2 separate regions of the Homo sapiens genome follow, and region 2 is linked to region 1. The links are chromatin loops, found by intact Hi-C in ENCODE. Cell type or tissue: natural killer cell. All regions are shown on one strand. Each heading gives the region's core, and the rest is flanking DNA. Links, peaks and the distances in the headings are about the cores only. Region 1 overlaps SETD2 (SET domain containing 2, histone lysine methyltransferase). Region 2 overlaps CCDC12 (coiled-coil domain containing 12).

Region 1 (8,801 bases), core at 802-8,801:
GGAAGGTTATGAGAACAGGGTGCATCTAGGAAGGACAAGGTGTCCAGAGTGGTAAGCAAAGGGGAAGAAGTAGATGAAAATGGAAAAATAGGCCAGACAGCTCCTGATGCTGTGGTATAAGCTTTTGACTCTAATAGTAGGGACTACTGGCTTCAAATCTTTTTGGCAACAAAGTTTAGGTGAGGCTACCCAGGGACCCTAGCCTTTGTTCCTTGCTCCTGACCTGATCTGTCTTTTCTTCCACAGGTAAGATCCTGAGGAGGCAGGAGAGGGACAGGGAAGGAGTATGGGTAGGGGCAGGAGGAGCCCTGGCCCCCAATACCTCCTCCCCTTTCCTCCTGGAGTCTCCAAGAGGTCTCAGGCAGCATCATCCCAGTCTACTGTACCCTTCTGGCCACTGTGGTCCTCGGTCTGCTTGCCTACATGGCCTTCAAGTGGTAGGTGGTCTGGGCACTGCCCTGTGGCACCCCCTTCCCTGTCTGGACTCCCAACCAATTCCCTGTCTTGAAGGTGGGGGCAGGTTGGTAGGTCTCCCTTTCTCCCCACAGCTGGCGCTCACATAAACAAAGACAGCAGCTGGCCAAAGCTCGAACTGCAGAGCTGGGAGGTCTCAACAAGGACCAGATGCATGGGGATAGCAGTGTCTTCCTGGACTCTCCTAGCAGTCTGGAGCCCTGTGCCCCCAGCCAGGGTGAGCCCCTTTCCCAGAACTGCCTCACCACCCAGCCCTTGTGTGATCCTCATGTCTCCTGCCCCAGGACCACATCCTGAGCTTGGGTGCCGACTTCACCTTGATCTCCCTCGGCAGCACCAGGAGAAAGTGGAGCGGCTGTTAGAGGTGTCACGTGAACCTGACAAGGGCTGGCGGGGACTGGCAGACCATCTGGGCTACCAAGCTGAGGCTGTAGAAATCATGGCCCAAGGCCAGGTGTGAGCCTACACACTGCTGAGGGACTGGGCTATCCAAGAAGACAGTGGTGCCACCCACAAGGTGCTAGAGAATGCCCTGGTTGCCATGGGCCAGGAAGATGTGGTCCAGGTCCTGGGCCCCCAAGCTGAGGGCTGTTCTGTGGTGTGAGTGCTGTCTCCATAGCCTGCACTCTCGGAGACTGCTCCGGTGCTCCCCTACCCCCATCTCATATATCTTTCCCTTTGTGGGCTTCCTGGGGTTGCTGGGCTCAGCCTGCTCTGTTCTGGGGAAGAAAACCGAAGATCCAGCCACCATTCACTTCCCCTTATCCACCCATCCCCTCCAGAAGAGGGCCCAGGATATGGTGGGGAGTGGGCAGTGAGGAGTGGTTCTGCCCTTTGGATCCCTACTCCACCTCCTCTTATTAAGCCTCAGCTGGTTTTGCTACTTTTGTAACCCATATTAAAGGTGATTCGGACTTTTCCGCTGGCTCTATCTGGCTCCTTGGGCCTGTGAGACAGTTGAGTGGGTGGCTATGAGGCAGAGGCCCAGAAAAGGGGTGGGGGTCCCTAGGCTGTGGGAGGGGCCTCTCCAAGCAGCACCTGGGATGGCAGGCAGTGTGATCCTATAGGATGCATGGGCTCTGGAGGCACAGATCAGAGTTCATATCCTGCGCCTACTACCATTTGCTGGCTTTATCATGTTTGGAAGGTATTTTACCTTGCTGATTATTTTACCTTGCTGATTATTTTACCTTGGTATTTTATCAACTTCCTTAGCTGGAGAACAGTAAGTTTAAGTGACACATTCAGTAGTTTCCCCCACACCTAAGACTCCCAGGTTGGTGCTGAGGGACCCTGGGTTTGAGATCATTTTCCTGACTTGTTCTATGAGCAGCACCAAGGGGAGGCTGGAGGCCTGTTCCTCTAGACAGGAGGCAAGAAGCAGGCTGGTCCTGGGCAGTTAATTACCAAGGGCCTCAGGTCACCTCTAGATAAGAAAAAAGAAAACGCTCTCTTTACAAGACCTGAACTCAGGACAAGGAGTTCCAAATGTACTTCCACATCTGCTCATGTGGTTGCTACACATGCCAAGGACAGGTGGGTCTCCTGGGCAGCTCAGGACAAGGCAGGTGCAGCCAAGTCCATGCATATGCACTCCATACATATGCCCACCCCAAAGGGGGAGGCAGGTAGGTTGGCACAATAAGTGCCTTTTGAAGAAGGTGCTATAAAAGACAAGCCTTGCCTAGGAAGGAACAATGGCTACCATCCTGGCATCTATCAGCATAAGTAGGCTTCAGAAGCACAGCCATCCAAACTCACTCAGAAGACATGGGTTCCAGTCATGGTCTAGGGGGGCCCAAGGTAGATCCTGTCCCTCTGCTAAAATGAGATGCAACTAAGATTGACTACTCTGTGAGTACCAAGCTCATCAGATTGCTGCTACTGCTACCCTCAGAAATAGTTGACCAGGGCTGCTTAATACTCTGTAAATCTTTCCCTTAAACTAAGGAAGAACCGGAAGTTTATAGCCACCTTCCTCCTCAGATGACCTTAGGGCAATAACCCTGAAGAATCAGGAGAGAAAGCAGGGAAGATACGCACCAGCTGCTGGAGACATCATAACCTGGAGATTTGGGTCAAAACCATGCATTTGATTTGGTTGCAAGCAGCAGTGCATGTGGCTGTACCCCTGCACTGTAAACCCACTGAAAAAGAAATGCCCCCTTTCAATGTGCTTAAGCATATTAACTAAAATATTCTCTGTAACAGACATAATTCCAAGACGTTAAGAGGGTTGAGCAAATTACCATCTGCGCATGTGATATAATAATATGCTTTAGGCCAGGCGTGGTGGCTCACGCCTGTAATCCCAGCACTTTGGGAGGCCGAGATGGGTGGATCACCTGAGGTCAGGAGTTTGAGACCAGCCTGACCAACATGGAGAAACCCCATCTCTACTAAAAATACAAAATTAGCCGGGCATGGTGGTGCATGCCTGTAATCTCAGCTACTAGGGAGGCTGAGGCAGGAGAATCGCTTGAACCTGGGAGGCAGAGGTCGCAGTGAGCCAAGATCGTGCGACTGCACTCCAGCCTGGACAAGAGCGAAACTCTGTCTCAAAAAAAAAAAGTGCTTTACAGTTTTGAAGGCTGCAGTATCATGAGAAAACAATAGCATGTCTAAGTTTAAAATAAGGATTTTCCCCTCTTTTAACACTTCCTTTAATATGAGGATATTAGAAGAGTTACTGAACCTCTCTGACCCTTAGTTTTCCTCATTATAGTGCCAATTCCTGTGCCTCAGGACTGTGACCACAACCTGAGCTCTAAGTGCTCAGCACAGTGCCTAGCAGGCAGTGACTGCTCTAATTGCTACTCACCCTGCCAAAGATTTGGCAGGCCACAACCTGACCTGACCTCAAGAACACTGCTGCAGCAGGCAGAATAACCCTGGTGAGAAACAGGTGGGACCAACCTTTTTGCAAAGATGGGCCCAGTCTGGCCTGAAGCCCTTAGCCTTCCTCACTGCCTAGATAACTGATCCAACAAGTGGGAGAGAGGTCTCTCACCAAGCCCTGCATCTTCCTGGAAATGTTCACTATCATCATAACCTGTGCACTATACCTCTTTTATAGGGGTCCTATCCTGTCCTCTAGTGTCCAACCCCAGTGTTAGGGAGCACAGTGGGAAGCTAGGGAACCCAAACATCAAATGAGCATTTCAAACCAGGTGTCCAACACTTTGGGAGTCTAAAGCAGGAGCATTACTTGAGGCCTGGAAGTCAAGACCAGCCTGGGTAACATAGCAAGACCCTGTGTCTCTACAAAAATTTTTAAAAAGTATTAGCTAATAGTCCTAGCTACTCCAGAGGCTGAGGCAAGAAGACTGCTTGGGCCCAGGAGTTCAGGGATGCAATGAGCTATGATCACACCACTGCGTTCCAGCCCGGGCAACAAAGCGAGACCCTTTCTCCCCACCCCCCTCCCCCACCCCCCCCCAAAAAAAGCATTCCAGTGGGCTCAGAAAAATCAAGTCCATGGGGGAGAAAAGATTCAATGCTTCTCTCCAGCCAGGAGAAAGTATCAAGGGAGAAGATAAATTTGCCTTTCTCTTGACTGATAATTAACCAAAATAAAGAAGCCTAGTGCCAAAGAGGCCCTAGATGCTGCTTCTTTTGCTCTGGAATGCATGTGCAAATTGACCCAATGCCTGAGCACAGCCAAAAGATCCCAAGCCTACAAGTGTCAGTCACCTGGCAAATGTGCAAATGTCTGCCCCAGTCATAGTAGGACCTGTGGAGAATGAACAAGTCCTGTAATAAAATCCAATCACAGGGATTAACCTTGGACTTCACACACCTAAGGCCACTCACTATCTCTCCTTCTTCCAGTGACATCATTACACACAAATATGCTTGATTAACTTTTAGGGAACACACATGCCAAGTTCTTTAATTGATTTTATTTTTTTACATAAAAAGTTCAGTAAAAATTGGATAAAGTAAAGTGATTTTAAGCAGTAAATCAATCTTATCAACATAGCACAAGGCTGGCCAAAACCACAAGGCAGCCTGCTTTAGAATATTTACATGATAACAAATTAAACCTTGCAGGAGAACTTAAACTGTCCTTACAAAGTCTTCCTGTGATCCTAGCATGTAGAGGCTAAAAGCAAAACGAAAACCAAACAAAAACCAGGAAAAAACAAATTATTTTCAATATATTCACATATACATTAAAATATAATACAGATCATCAGGGTAAAGGGTTGTGGGTGGGGATGCGCATGGGTCTGTGCGCTGACAGCACCGCCAAGGAGAAGACCCAGGTTTAAGAGTGGAGTCAGGTCTGGCCAGGGTCTTTTCTAAGCCCTTGCACCTCTGATGGCTTCTAACCACATGCCAACAGCTCACAACTAGGTAATCACTTGTAGATGGAGTTCATTTTTGTGGCCTTCAGTTGACATCTGCAGGGTTGAATTCCCCAGGGTGATGTATCATCAGTAGCACAGTGCTGACAGGGGTGGGACAGAAAGGCCCACAGGATTTCCTCTCCCTAGAGTCTGTCTTACCTGACCACCCATCCTCCCACCCTGGCCCAACAGTCACTCTAATTCAGTGTCCTCTTTGGGTTTGTAAACAGCCCCAAACTTCTGCATGTACTTCTTAATGTACTCCTTGGTTTTGTGTTTCACATTCTCATTGCACTCCAGGTCCTCAGGATTCTTACAGTACTTCAGCTCCTTATTCATAACACCGTGAGTCAGCTGTCCAGGGCACAGGAAGAGAGACCACAGCCACCAATCAGAGCAGAAATTATATGAGGGGGAGGACAGGGGTGGTAATCCAGCCTGCTGCTTCAGGGCCCTTCTCACCAAGACAGGAAGTTAATAAGGGGGTAGATGTTGGGGCAGGCTGGTGCTATGATCACCAGAAAGGACAAGCTGAGCTCTGAAAATTTCTTAGAGAACTACTGCTGTCATGTAAGGTACGCATCCCTCCCCAAACCTTCCCTCCCCGTTCCTGGGTCCCCAGCTCTGACATCTGACAAGAAAAAAAAAAATACTTTCTATGATGAAAAGGGCTTCTTAGAAGGTACACAGTTTGCCCAGAACATTGCCTGGTGGGCTACCAAAAGCAAGGGGAGTACCTTGCGAGCCAGATGTTTAAAGTCTTCAGTTGTGGTAATTCTTCCCACTTTGCAGTCAGGTTTCCGGTAAGGGTTCAGGCACTGGACGATGAACTGGGACATCTGCAGGCAGAGAAAAGAGAACACGTTGCTCAACAGTCCAGAGAGGGCAAGGAGTTGTACTGAGGAAATAACTAGAAAAGGTAGTGAGTAAAGCCAGCCAATCCTTCTCCTTTTCCTCCCTCAGGTTAACTGGTTTGGACAGTGGAATACTAGTAAGCCAGTAAGATCTGAGAAAAGGATACGGGCTCAGCCTGAGAGGGAAAGAGCTCCCCTGGATGGACTAAGCAAGCCTTAAAGGAGGCTGGAGGGACTCAACAGCATGACTTCAATGCTGAGTCCTTCAGCAGCCCCAGGTTTCAGTCAATGAATTTTGTGTCCTTGGCATAAAGACAGTAGCTGGGTTCTCTGGGCCCTGGAGGCAAGGCAGAGCACAGCAGGTGTTCCAGAGCTTCTATGAGGCTTAGCAATCCCAGGAACCACAGGAATTTTGTCATTGAAGGGTACTTAGATTCTTTAAGTGGTCATACCACAGCATGTGAAGCAGATGGAAGCATGATATGACAGCCAGCAAAGGAAAACCTAAGCAGAATCCTTTTCCTTCCACCACTTACTATGTCCTCCCTGGGCTGTCTAAGTATGGTCTGTCCTACCCAGGTGCTCCCAAACACTCTAGGAATAGGACCTTCAGAGGTATTTGTGGTGCTAAGATCATAGGGGACAAAGAGAATAAAGAGGCCAGTCATAGCCATTTCATCAGAGAGCACTTTGAACAAAGTCTACCCATCACTAAAATTCAGTGAGCCTTCAGGTGTTCAAAGAACAAGGCTATATCACAAGGTAGGCACTAAATAAACAGCTGCTGGTTCAATGAGCTGAAATACCAGTATGTTCACAAAGGGACCATAAGAAACTAAATTTTATCCCTGCATAAGCCTTTTAACTCAAGGTTTTTCTGGGGTTTCCTGGCCTCCAAACTCTCTTCCTTCAGTCTATCCCCTCAAACACAGATAGGGATTTCATTACCCCCTGCTTAAAATTCTGCAATGGTTCCCGATAACCCACAGACACATAGTTCCTATATGAAGAAGAACAATACCATTCCACCTCATTTTCAACAGCCCTCCCATATCTTGTGCTATAGCCCATCAGGCCACTTACAACTCCCTGGAAGGGAAGATGCTCTCTCTTGCCTCTGTACATTCTATTGATATAAGTTAGATCCCCTGCTGATCCATCTGGCCAATTCCTACCCCTGATTCAAGCGCCCTTCCTGACTGCCCAGATTGTGGCTCCCAGCCCTAATATGGCATACTTTTCACACAGCTGTCGCTACTTATTTACAGGTCTGTTTCTTCCAAAACACTACAAGCCCCTTCAGTGAATGAAGATTGGAGTTTAGAACCTAGATGCTATGAAGCAGACAAGTTTAGTGTCTTGATGGTTGGTAAGACACACTTCTGGTAGCATAAAAAGGAGCAGCATTCTCCCAAGCCCTGGAGAATTAGGCAGCTACCAAATGAGATATTACAGAAAGAGAACTGGACTTTGAGCCAGAACGCCTGAGTTCAAATCTTTTGTCTAGAACTTGCCTTCTCTGAACCTTAAGAGTTCTTTCACCTGAATAAGAGGAAAGGCAATCTGTCTTGCCTACCTCAAGGGCTGTTGTGGGGACAAAATGAGTCAATGGGTACTGAAGTGCTTAACCAGTTGAAAAAGGCCACACCTCTTTCACCAATGTGTCATTCACATAACAACTAAGTCAAATCACAGAAGCAAGAGGAATACCCAAAGACAAGGCAGCCTACCACTACAGACAGCTTTCTTTTGCCATAGATGCTACAGAAGGCCCACAGTCAAACAAGCAAATGTGGTCTGAGAGGGGCTCCTGTCAAGCCAAGAAAAGATGGCTGAGGAGTTTTCAGTGCTAAAAGAAGCACTTCAGCAAGACATACACACAAGGAACACCTTGTGTTCCTGCCTATCTTGGGGCAAAGGAGATATTCGACATACTTAGGACAAGAAATGAAAGGGTTCAGATTTAAGCCTGAGGAGCTTAGTGCTTATATCCACCAAACCTTACCTCTTTTCTGAATACTTCTTTGCTTTTCTTTGCTAGTTCACTGGAGGTGTCTGCTTCTGCTGTCTTGGGCTTTTTCGAGGCCTAAAAATGGAGGAGAAAACACAGTGGTGCTGGCATGAGAAGTCAGTTTAGTGATGCCCTACTGTCCCAGAACCCTCCTTTCTTTCCCCTAGCAGGGATACCTGATTCTTGGTATTAGAATCCGTTTAGAGGCCCTGACTCAGGTACAAGGCCTGGAGTCAACTTGGCTATTATGTTTCAAATCCTGTTACATGGTTTGGCTCTCCTTCTTATAAGTTAAGTTCCAATTCTCTACCCTAAGTCAAAGCTACAACTTTGATATAGCCACACATTTCAGAGTCACTCATGTCCCTGTTCTGGGTTCAGCTCCCTGAACTATCAAGCAAGGCCGGCACAAAACAAGCTCCATCTCTCCCACCTCTGACACTCTAGGATTCCAGGACAGAGGCGAAATGCTCTGTTCTGAAGACTCTTGAATACTCATCACCTTTCCTCCAAAGGTGGAGTTGGCTAGACTGTAGAAGACAGTCTCAGTATGCAAGAGAGGCTCCTTGGAGGTTGGTACCTTCAGTTTAGGAACAGAAAGATTAAGGAAGTATCACGATATTGACGGGGAGGTGATGAAGGTCATCAAAGCCAGTGAACAGATAAGTAGATGATGACACAGAAGATACTCTATGTCCCCAGCTGGCAAGATAATGACAAACCCAGGAACATTCCCTTCCAGCACTGCTAGAGGGAGGCTTCCAAGTTCCCTCTAACTAGGTACTGCACCAGGAGGCGATGAGTTGGAAGCTTTGGTATTCAGAGCACCTGTCATGCAGGCCATCTCCCCATACCTTTGCCCACCACTAGCCATCAGGCCCCTTCCCAGTAAATGTGCTTTTCCACGGAAAATAATAATTATGAGCATTCCCCTCCAAATATAAGTTACTTCATAATGGATCTAGAAGCTGGAGTTGATATTATAGGTACTTCACACTTTTTTGTTAGGGGCACAGGGTAGAATAATTTTCCTGCTCCCCACCCATCTCCTGGTTCTGCTTCTTCCATTTCCATAAACAGTATGAAGGCTCTGGTTCTAAAGCAGCTGGA
Region 2 (9,190 bases), core at 529-8,528, 62 kb before region 1:
AAGTGCTACATTTTTTTGGCTAAGTCTCTGTATATGCTAAACTTAATTTTTAAAAGTGAGGCTCAAATGGAAATAACCTGTGTCCATAAATGGATGAATGAGTAAGAAAATTTAGTATATACACACAATGAAATACTATTCAGGCTTCAAAAAAAAAAGAGGAAATCCTGTCATTTGCAACAACATGGACAAATCTGGGGAACATTATGCTAAGCGAAATAAGCCAGGCTCAGAAAGACAAATACTGCATGATCTCACTTATATGTGGAATCTAAAACAGTAGAACTGGCCAGCCACAGTGGCTCACACCTGTAATCCCAGCATTTCGGGAGGCCGAGGCGGGTCCCAACTACCCAGGAGGCTGAGGTGGGAGGATCAAACAAGGCCACGAGGTCAAGGCTGCAGTGAGCTGTAACTGAACTACTGCACTCCAGCCTTGGCAACAGAGTGAGACTCGTATCTCAAAAAAATTAAAAATTAAAATAAAAAAATAAAAAGTAGAACTCACCGAAACAGAGACTAGATGGGTGGTTACAGAGGCTGGAGTTGCAGGAGAGGTGGAGAAAGTGAAGATGTTGGGCAAAGGACACAAAGTTCCAGTTAGGCAGGAGGAGTGTGTTTAAGGGAGCTACTGCACAGCATGGTGATCGGTTAATAATAATGTATATTCAAAATTGCTGAGCCTAGATTTTAAAGTCTCACCACAAAAAATGTTAAATCAGCTTGATTTAATCTTTCTACAACGTATATTGTAGAAACATCACGTTGTACACCATAAATATACAGCTATTATTTATCAATTAACAATTTTTAAAAAATCATTTTAGGGCTGGGCACGGTGGCTCAGGCCTGTAATCCCAGCACTTTGGGAAGCCGAGGCGGGTGGATCACGAGGTCAGGAGATCAAGACCATCCTGGCTAACACAGTGAAACCCCGTCCCTACTAAAAATACAGAAAATTAGCCGGGCGTGGTGGCGGGCACCTGCAGTCCCAGCTACTCGGGAGGCTGAGGCAGGAGAATGGCGTGAACTAGGGAGGCGGAGCTTGCAGTGAGCCAAGATTGTGCCACTGCACTCCAGCCTGGGCGACAGAACGAGACTCCGTCTCAAAAAAAAAAAAAAAAAAAATATATATATATATATATATATATACTTAATGAGGATCAAATTAACAATGATCTATCTGCTATCTGATTCCTTTAGGATTGTCAAGAGGCCCCAGGCTACAAGAACAGGCACCACCCATCTGTGAAGTTTCCCCACAGAATCCTTAATTCTGACCCCACCACAAAACTCGGTGGGTGGGTTTCAGCACATTCTCCTGTGTGGGCCAAAGGTCATGACCACTTTTAGCACAAAGGTGTTCTTCCCATGCCTTCTAATGATAACCATCCCAGACATATGATTCTACCTTTATTTCCCCACATGAGATTTTGTTTGACATCTGTCTTCCTTCCTAGACTGGAAGCTCTCAGAGGCCTCTCCATCACTGCTCACAGCACCTGGCACTAAGAGCAGCTGGACCAATAGTAAAGGAACCACCTGGGGAGGCAGAAGGCACATGCTAACTTCCCATGTTACAGGAACTTCTGTTGTGTGAGCCTTCCAACAGCACCCACGTATTCGGTTATCACTAGCCTTGTTGCACAGATGCAAGAACTGAGGCTGGACCAGGTCTGTGCATGTCATACCTAATACTCTTTCCATTGGGTAGAGCACAAGTTTTGGGAAATAAACAGAAGCCCAGCTCCCCGCTGCCACATCCTCAGTTCTTTCTACCACACATGCTGCTTGTTTATCCTTTAGTTGTCTGTTCTATCCTCTTTTCCAACAACTATCTGCACCTCTGCTTCTCTCCTGCAAAATGAAGACAAAAATCCCAACCCTGCCCACTTCTTGGGAGTGTGGTTTTAACTAGGTTCCATAAAATTGGAAGATTTTCCATTAGAAGGTGAGCCCTGGGCAGTGCCGAACCCAAATGTCACTCTTCTCTGTTCTGCATGTCTTACAACACTGTCAATTCTTTGGTAATAACAGTATGCCAGGCAACTGATTATTCCATTAATTAAACAGTAGTACTGATATTATCAAAAATAATCAATAATTAATCACTATGAAAATCTAATAAGGTCAGCACTCCTTTCTCCTACCACAGATGAGAAAAATGGAAGCCCAGGACAATTAAGTAACCCATCCAGAGTCACACAGCTAGAGGTTGCCAGGACGCAAATGGCAGGGCAGGCTTCAAGCATAGGCTGATTCCCTCTAGAACCCCTGCCCTTTGCTCTTGTCCCACTCCTGTCCCTACCTTTCACATGCAAATGGTTTCAAGTGTGTCTAGGGTGCCTCCATCTGTCATCACATGAGAGTTGACAGCTCTTTCTGGTGTCATTTCAGAGAGATACAATCAAACCCATCGAGAGCCCCAAATATTGTCATTTCTTGGCCAAGAACTCCAGTCCCAAAAGACATCACAAGGAAATAAAAGAGCAATGCATGCAGAGGTGTTTAGAGCTGTGTTTCTCACAGTAGGGAGAAGTGGAACTATGCAGTGAGCCCAACACCGTAGGGCACAGTTATGCAGGCCAGCATTCACATGATGGGCCAGGGGAGGCATTAAAATAGCGAGGCAGCACTATGCAACAGACAAACACACAAACGCCAGGGGTAAGAGTCCTATATTACATACTCATGATTGCAACCATGGCAATACCATACATACAAATGGCCAAAGACTTCACAGACTCGCACTCAACCGTGGGTAGTATTTTTTCCATCTTCCTTAATTCTGCTGTCAAAATGACTTAATAATAAAAGTAACCAGAGGAACCTAGCTGACTATGGCTCACTATCTTGACTCATACCCTAAACAGATTCTCTTGACCCTCACCTGGCTAAATGGGGAAGCAGGAAACCATGGCTGGCACTCAGGCCTGACACAGCCTTGTCAATGCCTAATGACTTTTCTCAAGCTTGGAAAAAAAAAAAAAAAAAAGTCCAGCTTTGCTGGTGCAGAAGAGGACAGGTTGAGCCTGCACACACCAGCGTCCCTCTGCAGCCTGGGACTCTAACCACAGTAGCAAATGCAGCAGCCAATTGTAGACTAAGCCCTCTTAAATCAGGATAGACATCTCCATTACTGGGGGGCTAAAAATGTCGGTTAAGAAACTAACTGGTGATGAGCAATGAAGTCACCTCCCCACCCTCTCACCCTACCCCACCATTTCCCTTTTCTTGGAGGGGAAAAAAGCCTCCTTCACCACAAAGCAGAATTCACAACCACTAGGACTTCCTCACCATTCTAAGCTCACGAGGGGAGCAGCAGTGAGCAAATCACAAAAGCAAATGATAAGGTCCATGCAGATTGGAAGACCCCTCCCCTGGTGGGAGACAGCTTCGTGTGGCACCCAGAAACCCCTTCCCCATTGCCTCACAGTGGACAGTCAGAGGAATCAGGCACAGGGGGCCCACCTGGTCAGTTCCAGGGACTGGAACAACCACCCAGACTCTCTGGTCCTGAGGACATGTGGCTGCTACCTGACCATCCCCAGATCTGTAAGGCCTGTAGAACAAAAGAAGGTGACCTTTCTCCACAAACTCTGGCTGGTAGATAGGATCCTTAGGCTGAGCCCAGGAGGGAAGAGGAGGAGAAAGCCCAACCACTATGTGTTCACTTTCGCTGGATCCAACAGAGACAGCAAGCAAGGACCTGAAAACCTCAGTGGGTGGCCCCTGTAAATGATACCCTTTCGCCTCCCACACACACCCTAGTCCCATGGCCCTGTTTACATCAATTCTGGATCCCCTAAAACAGTTTCCTTGATAGCTGCCAACGGCCCTCACTCAAACCTGGCACCAGATGCATCAACCTCTATAGCATCTATGTGACCTTTCATGTGGGTAGATTTGTTCTTAAAATGGGGTGGGTCAAGGGAATAAGAGCTACCATTTATTAAAAGAACAGGTATTTCCACCGGGCACGGTGGCTCACGCCTGGTAATCCCAGCACTCTGGGAGGCCGAGGCGGGCAGATCACAAGGTTAGGAGTTCAAGACCAGCCTGGCCAACATGGTGAAACCCCATCTCTACTAAAAATACAAAAATTAGCTGGGCATGGTGGCGGGCACCTGTAGTCCCAGCTACTCAGGAGGCTGAGCAGGAGAATCGCTTGAAACCAGAAGGAGGAGGTTGCAGTGAGCCAAGACTGCACCACTGCACTCCAACCTGGGCAAAAGAGCGAAACTCCGTCTGAAAAAAAAAGTTATTTCCCAACCAACCGACAGCCAACACCACAGCTGGGACATCAGTGTTCCTGGTATCCACGTCACACCACTGGCTTATTCAAAGCCTGTGACCAACTAAAATGCCCAGTTCTTTTCCAATGTTAACGGCTGTCAAAGCACCCCTAGTCCATGCCTAAACTACAGATCGAAGAAACCTAACTGACTTCACAATCACCCAGTGAAGTTCTTCTTGCTGTTAGCATCGCCACAGCCTGCACTTTTTAAATAAACTCTTGGACTTGTCCTCGTGGGCAAGTCTGTTTTTCCTGAGGAAAATCTCAGCCCAACTAACTCCCAAATCCATGTGCCTGCCTAGTTGCTTCTTCATTTGAATGTTTACGGAGTCTCTGAGTCTTGTCATGGGGCAGACAAAAAGGTGACTAAAGCAAGATGGCTGCCCTCAGGGAAGTCAGGGGCAGGGAAGAGAGAAGCAGACAGTGAACAGATAACCACCCTATAGTGCATCCAAAGCCTGAATGCCACTGGGAATGAGAGAAGGTGGGACCCGAGAACACCTGGAAGGCCAGCCAGGTGGGCAGGCTGTCCAGGGAGAGAAGAGGGAAGATGCAGACTGAGCGGTCAGAGAGGGGAATGTCAGGGTCACTAGAAGGAGCGGGTGTGTCCAGGCAGAGAGTGGTGATATCCAAGGGCACTGGGGAAGTGGGATGGGCCTGCCTGATGGGCTACAGACTTTATCTCACAAGCACTGAGAACCTGGAGGACAGGTAGAGAGGTGGCAACAATATGATTCGAGTATTTTATAAAGAGCATTTAGCAAAGCCCAGAAAGCAAAGGGGCCCCCCGAAAAACAAGCTGGATGTGAGTTAGGAGAGCCACCTTCTCACCCCAAGGACAGCAGAAGAGCAGCTGTCTCTGAGTCTGTCGGGAGGAACAGTCCCTTCCAACTGCAAGCTGCCATGTGGTACTTGCTCATCTACTCACACTTCACTCTTGTGCACACCAGGGCCTCTGGCCCCCACCAATACCCCGGAATCAGGTATTATCACTGCATACAAATGACCAGGTTCAGAACAACTAAGAAACTTAACCAGTGGCTCAGGGCTAATAAAAGATAGGCCCACATTTAAACAGGGGCTTTCTGATTGCATCAGGCTTTCAAAATTCTCTCAAATAAACAGCCCTAAGGCTTAGGTCTGCTTTCTGCCTAACAGCCAGAGAAGTGTGATCACATCTATTCTTACACCAAATGAGAAAAATAAGAAAACCACCAAACTGGTAGGGCTGCAGAGGCCTCAGATATGAGCTGATAGAGGATAAACTAGCAGCAGCCCAGGGAACGGTTATAAACAGCACCTGCCAAATCAGAATCTTCCACGGTAAGACCTGGGAATCTGAATGTTCAAAGAGCCCACCTACTCCTGGGTCACATCTCTAATACATGGCCCAGTTGAGGAGCCTCTGAGTGAGACCACATGCTGCCTCCTCTTCAAGAGGCTGACCTAGAAGAGAAAGCGGACTGCATGAGGCCACACTCAGCTGCCTGAGGGCTACTGTGGTCACCAAGGTGGGCTCTGGACACAGGGCAGGCAGGATAGGAAGAAACACAAAGAAATCATTCATAAGGGGCTAGGCTCAGTAGCTCACGCCTGTAATCCCAACACTTTGGGAGGTTGAGACAGGAAGATTCCTTGAGCCCAGGAGTTCAAGACCAGTCTGGGAAACATGGTGAAACCCTGTCTCTACCACAAAAAAACACAAAGCCAGGAGTGGTAGTGTGCACCTGTAGTCCCAGCTACTTGGGGGGCTGAGGTGGGGGAATCATCTGAGCCCAGGAGGTTGAGGCTGCAGTGAGATTGCACCACTGCACTCCAGCCTGGTTGACAGAGTGAGTCCCTGTCACCACCACACCCACCCCCCCAAAATAAAAATCATTCATACAACGTAAATATCCGGAGGGCCACAGGAGATCCAGGTGAAGTGTGCAGCAAGAGAAGGGGAGAAGCCAGGGCCAGACCTCGGGTCTCGACCTCAAGTAGACTGGTGTGTCCAATGCACCATGTTCCCAAGTTATTCTATGGGCTGCCCAGAGCCCGAGCTCCTCCCTTCACTTACAAAAGCTCCACCTTGAGTCTTGGGGGAGGAAGACCCTGCCCCTTACTACAGAAGCCAAAAGTGCCCCACTCACTTTCCCAGCCTGCCTTGAAGCAGGAAGGTAACTGTGGCCCTATTGATCCAATATACCCATAAGAGACTCCAAATGGTGAGTTGTGACCTGCAGAGAGGTAGGGGTGGGGTGGCACAGACTTCTCTCTAGGGAAGCTGCAATAAGATTTGATTCAAGATTGATTCCAGGGCACAGGGCAACAGGGCTAACTGTAGTATCTAGTACTCGAAGGCAGTAGCAGTTTCCTCATTGAGCCATTTTCCATTTTTCTTATGAAATGTTGGGCTTCTTTCAGGCTGTGTACCTCTAAGGCTGGCTCTCTTTCTTTTTAATTATTTTTTTTTTCTTTTACTCCTGGTAAGCTGTAAGTGGCTCGATTTCTAAAACAACAAGCACTTTGTATTCTTCTACAATCAGCCAGAATGGATTTCTGTTGTTTGCAAATAAGTGCCTTGGCTACACATGGCCATTTATAGCAATAACCTAACAACGAAGTGTGTGGCAGGCCAGGTCTCACTAACGCAGGCCTCCGTTACGTTTCAGTACTGACTGAGTAGCTAGGTTAAATATTAAAAGCTAGCCAGGGCGGCGGTGGCTCATGCCTGTAATCCCAGCACTTCAGGAGGCCAAGGTGGGTGGATCACCTGAAGTCAGGAGTTCGAGACCAGGCTGGCCAACATGATGAAACACTGTCTCTACTAAAAATACAAAAAATTAGCCGAGCATGGTGGCAGGCGCCTGTAATCCCAGCTTCTCGGGAGGCTGAGGCAGGAGAATCACTTAAACCCAGGTGGAGGAGGTTGCAGTGAGCTGAGATCGTGCCACTGCACTCCAGCCTGGCCAACAGAGCGAGACTCCATCTCAAAAATAAAAAAATAAATACACACACACACACACACACACACACACACACACACATATATATGTAAAGCTAATAGAACCAGTGCCCTTACACAAAGGCTAGAATGTAACAAAAGCCCACCAAGAGTTTGGCCTAGGCCTTTCCTGAGCCTTGAAGCACGACAAGATAACGAAGAATTCTTAACAGGATCTGTTTAGGATTAAATAAGTTTTATTGGCGGTCTGAAGAAACTCCCCAGGCCTCCACAAACAAGTTTATTGGGAGACTAAAAGGAACGCCCCAAACCTCCATGATTTAGCAGGAGACAAGATAAGGGTAATCACCCCAGCACCTGGACCCATTATATTAAGTAAACTTACTGAGGGTCCAGAGGAAGGTCTTCAGGACTCAGATCTTAGTTATAGACTAGAAGAAGTTAATCATTTAAGTCTTTAGATGAATGCACATTTACACATAGATGTATAGCTTAGAAGATATACAAGCTCTGGAAAACTTTGTAATTTTGAATTGGTCTGGTGATAATTTCCAGGCCTTCTCCCTGTAACCAGCTGCAGAAATAAAAAAAACTCCCTTCTCTCCCAGTTCATCTGCATCTCGTTATTGGGCCAAGGGAATAAGCAGCCCGACCCTCGGTTTGGTTCTGGAACAAACGCATCCAGCACTTTATAGAGCTCAAAGTTGCGTTACATTCCATTGTTCATCCAATCCCCAACGAGAACCCAAGATAAGGGCAGGGCAAAGGTTGTGATGCCCACTCCGCGAAAGGAGGAGCTGAGACTCGGGATGTTTGTTAAGTGTTCTATGAGCTTGGTCCCAGCATCCTCCCCAACTCTCCTGACCACCACAAAGGCCAGTCACTGATGTAAGCCAAGGCCCTTACCTGAGCTAGGAGCCATCTCTCCATTCCCTCCATGCCAACACACAGCTGAGCATGAAATATACCAGACCCCAGCATCAGGCACCCCAGTATGAAATGCAAAATTCTTTACAAGTCAATTTCCAGGCAAGTCAGAGGTTTACACAGCAACAAAATGTGCTGAAGCTCCTAGACTAGAAGCTATTTTAACCTCTGGTCAGCTGCTTCTTGGAGTGTCACAATCTGAGAAGTAAAGGTAAGACAGCTGTCTGCTCTCTGGTGTGATCTACAAGTGATAAAAATCCTAATTAAACCAAATTTAAACAAGTCAGAACTGGCACATTTTTTTGTGGGGGGAAATACTGCTTCACAAGGTCTTATCCCCACCTACACACACTTCCTTTAGCTACAAAGCGTTTTTAAAAATCCACATGCTCAGCATATGGAAAGGTTGAGAAAGCAGAACCACATGAGGAGTCAATACCCAGCACTAACAACTGTGTACTGTGGTACTCTGGGCCAGTTTAGCTTCTCAGAGCTGCAGTTTCTTCAACTGCTAGATGGCATGACTTAAGGGTACGCATGTGAGTGACAGCCCTACACTGTGGCTGGCACAGAGTACGTCCTCAGTCAGTAGGCGCCAACCACAGTGATGATGATGGTGGAGCCTGAGACTCTCACCTGTGTCTTCGGGGTGAGGCCCTCTCATCCCGTGACAAAGGGGTCACATAACAGATCCCCACATTCATGCCTTGTTCCTTCCCTCAGTTCACCCAGAGCAGCCATCAGTGTCACCCGGAGGAAGCCCCAGCCCTTGCCCTCGAGCTACCACAGTTGAGAAGAGCAGACCCTACACGTGTGCAGAGAATATGAATCCAAGTCAGAAAACGCTAGCCAGTGTGGGGGGACAGGGAGGTGGCAAGGAAGAAGGGCCTTCCACAGATCATCTTCCCAAATTCAGACCACCTCCATGCCTGCCTGTTCTGCTCCTGCCCCTCCTCTGCCTAAAATCCCTCCACCTCTTTCACACCTGGAAACAGCTATCACTCTCCATGCCATCCACT

Evidence for each region. Hi-C counts contacts between places; a loop is a spot of excess contacts. Peaks named below come from ENCODE experiments on the same cell type or tissue, not always from the same donor. Only the 100,000 strongest peaks of a DNase experiment are listed, where the experiment ranks them.
Region 2: a loop joins it to region 1, with 4 times the contacts of the local background. A loop is called at or near these places in 2 of 110 quality-filtered maps.

Annotation. Positions count from the first base shown.
Region 1 is chr3:47,012,075-47,020,875 of GRCh38, forward strand. SETD2 (SET domain containing 2, histone lysine methyltransferase) reads right to left here. Exons shown (of 21, transcript NM_014159.7): 19 at 7,686-7,766; 20 at 5,564-5,665; 21 at 4,362-5,180. The coding sequence ends at 5,019. It also overlaps the pseudogene NRADDP. Among named protein-coding and RNA genes, the nearest start is that of NBEAL2, 37 kb to the left of the region's middle. RefSeq lists an enhancer at 735-1,234 and a silencer at 7,341-7,420. In natural killer cell, for the core only: no CTCF peak of the experiment used is centred there; DNase peaks (open chromatin) are centred at 4,927 and 5,077; H3K27ac peaks cover 2,320 bases.
Region 2 is chr3:46,950,672-46,959,861 of GRCh38, forward strand. All of the region lies in intron 1 of CCDC12 (coiled-coil domain containing 12), which reads right to left. Among named protein-coding and RNA genes, the nearest start is that of CCDC12, 21 kb to the right of the region's middle. In natural killer cell, for the core only: no CTCF peak of the experiment used is centred there; DNase peaks (open chromatin) are centred at 3,200, 5,350 and 5,510; H3K27ac peaks cover 7,480 bases.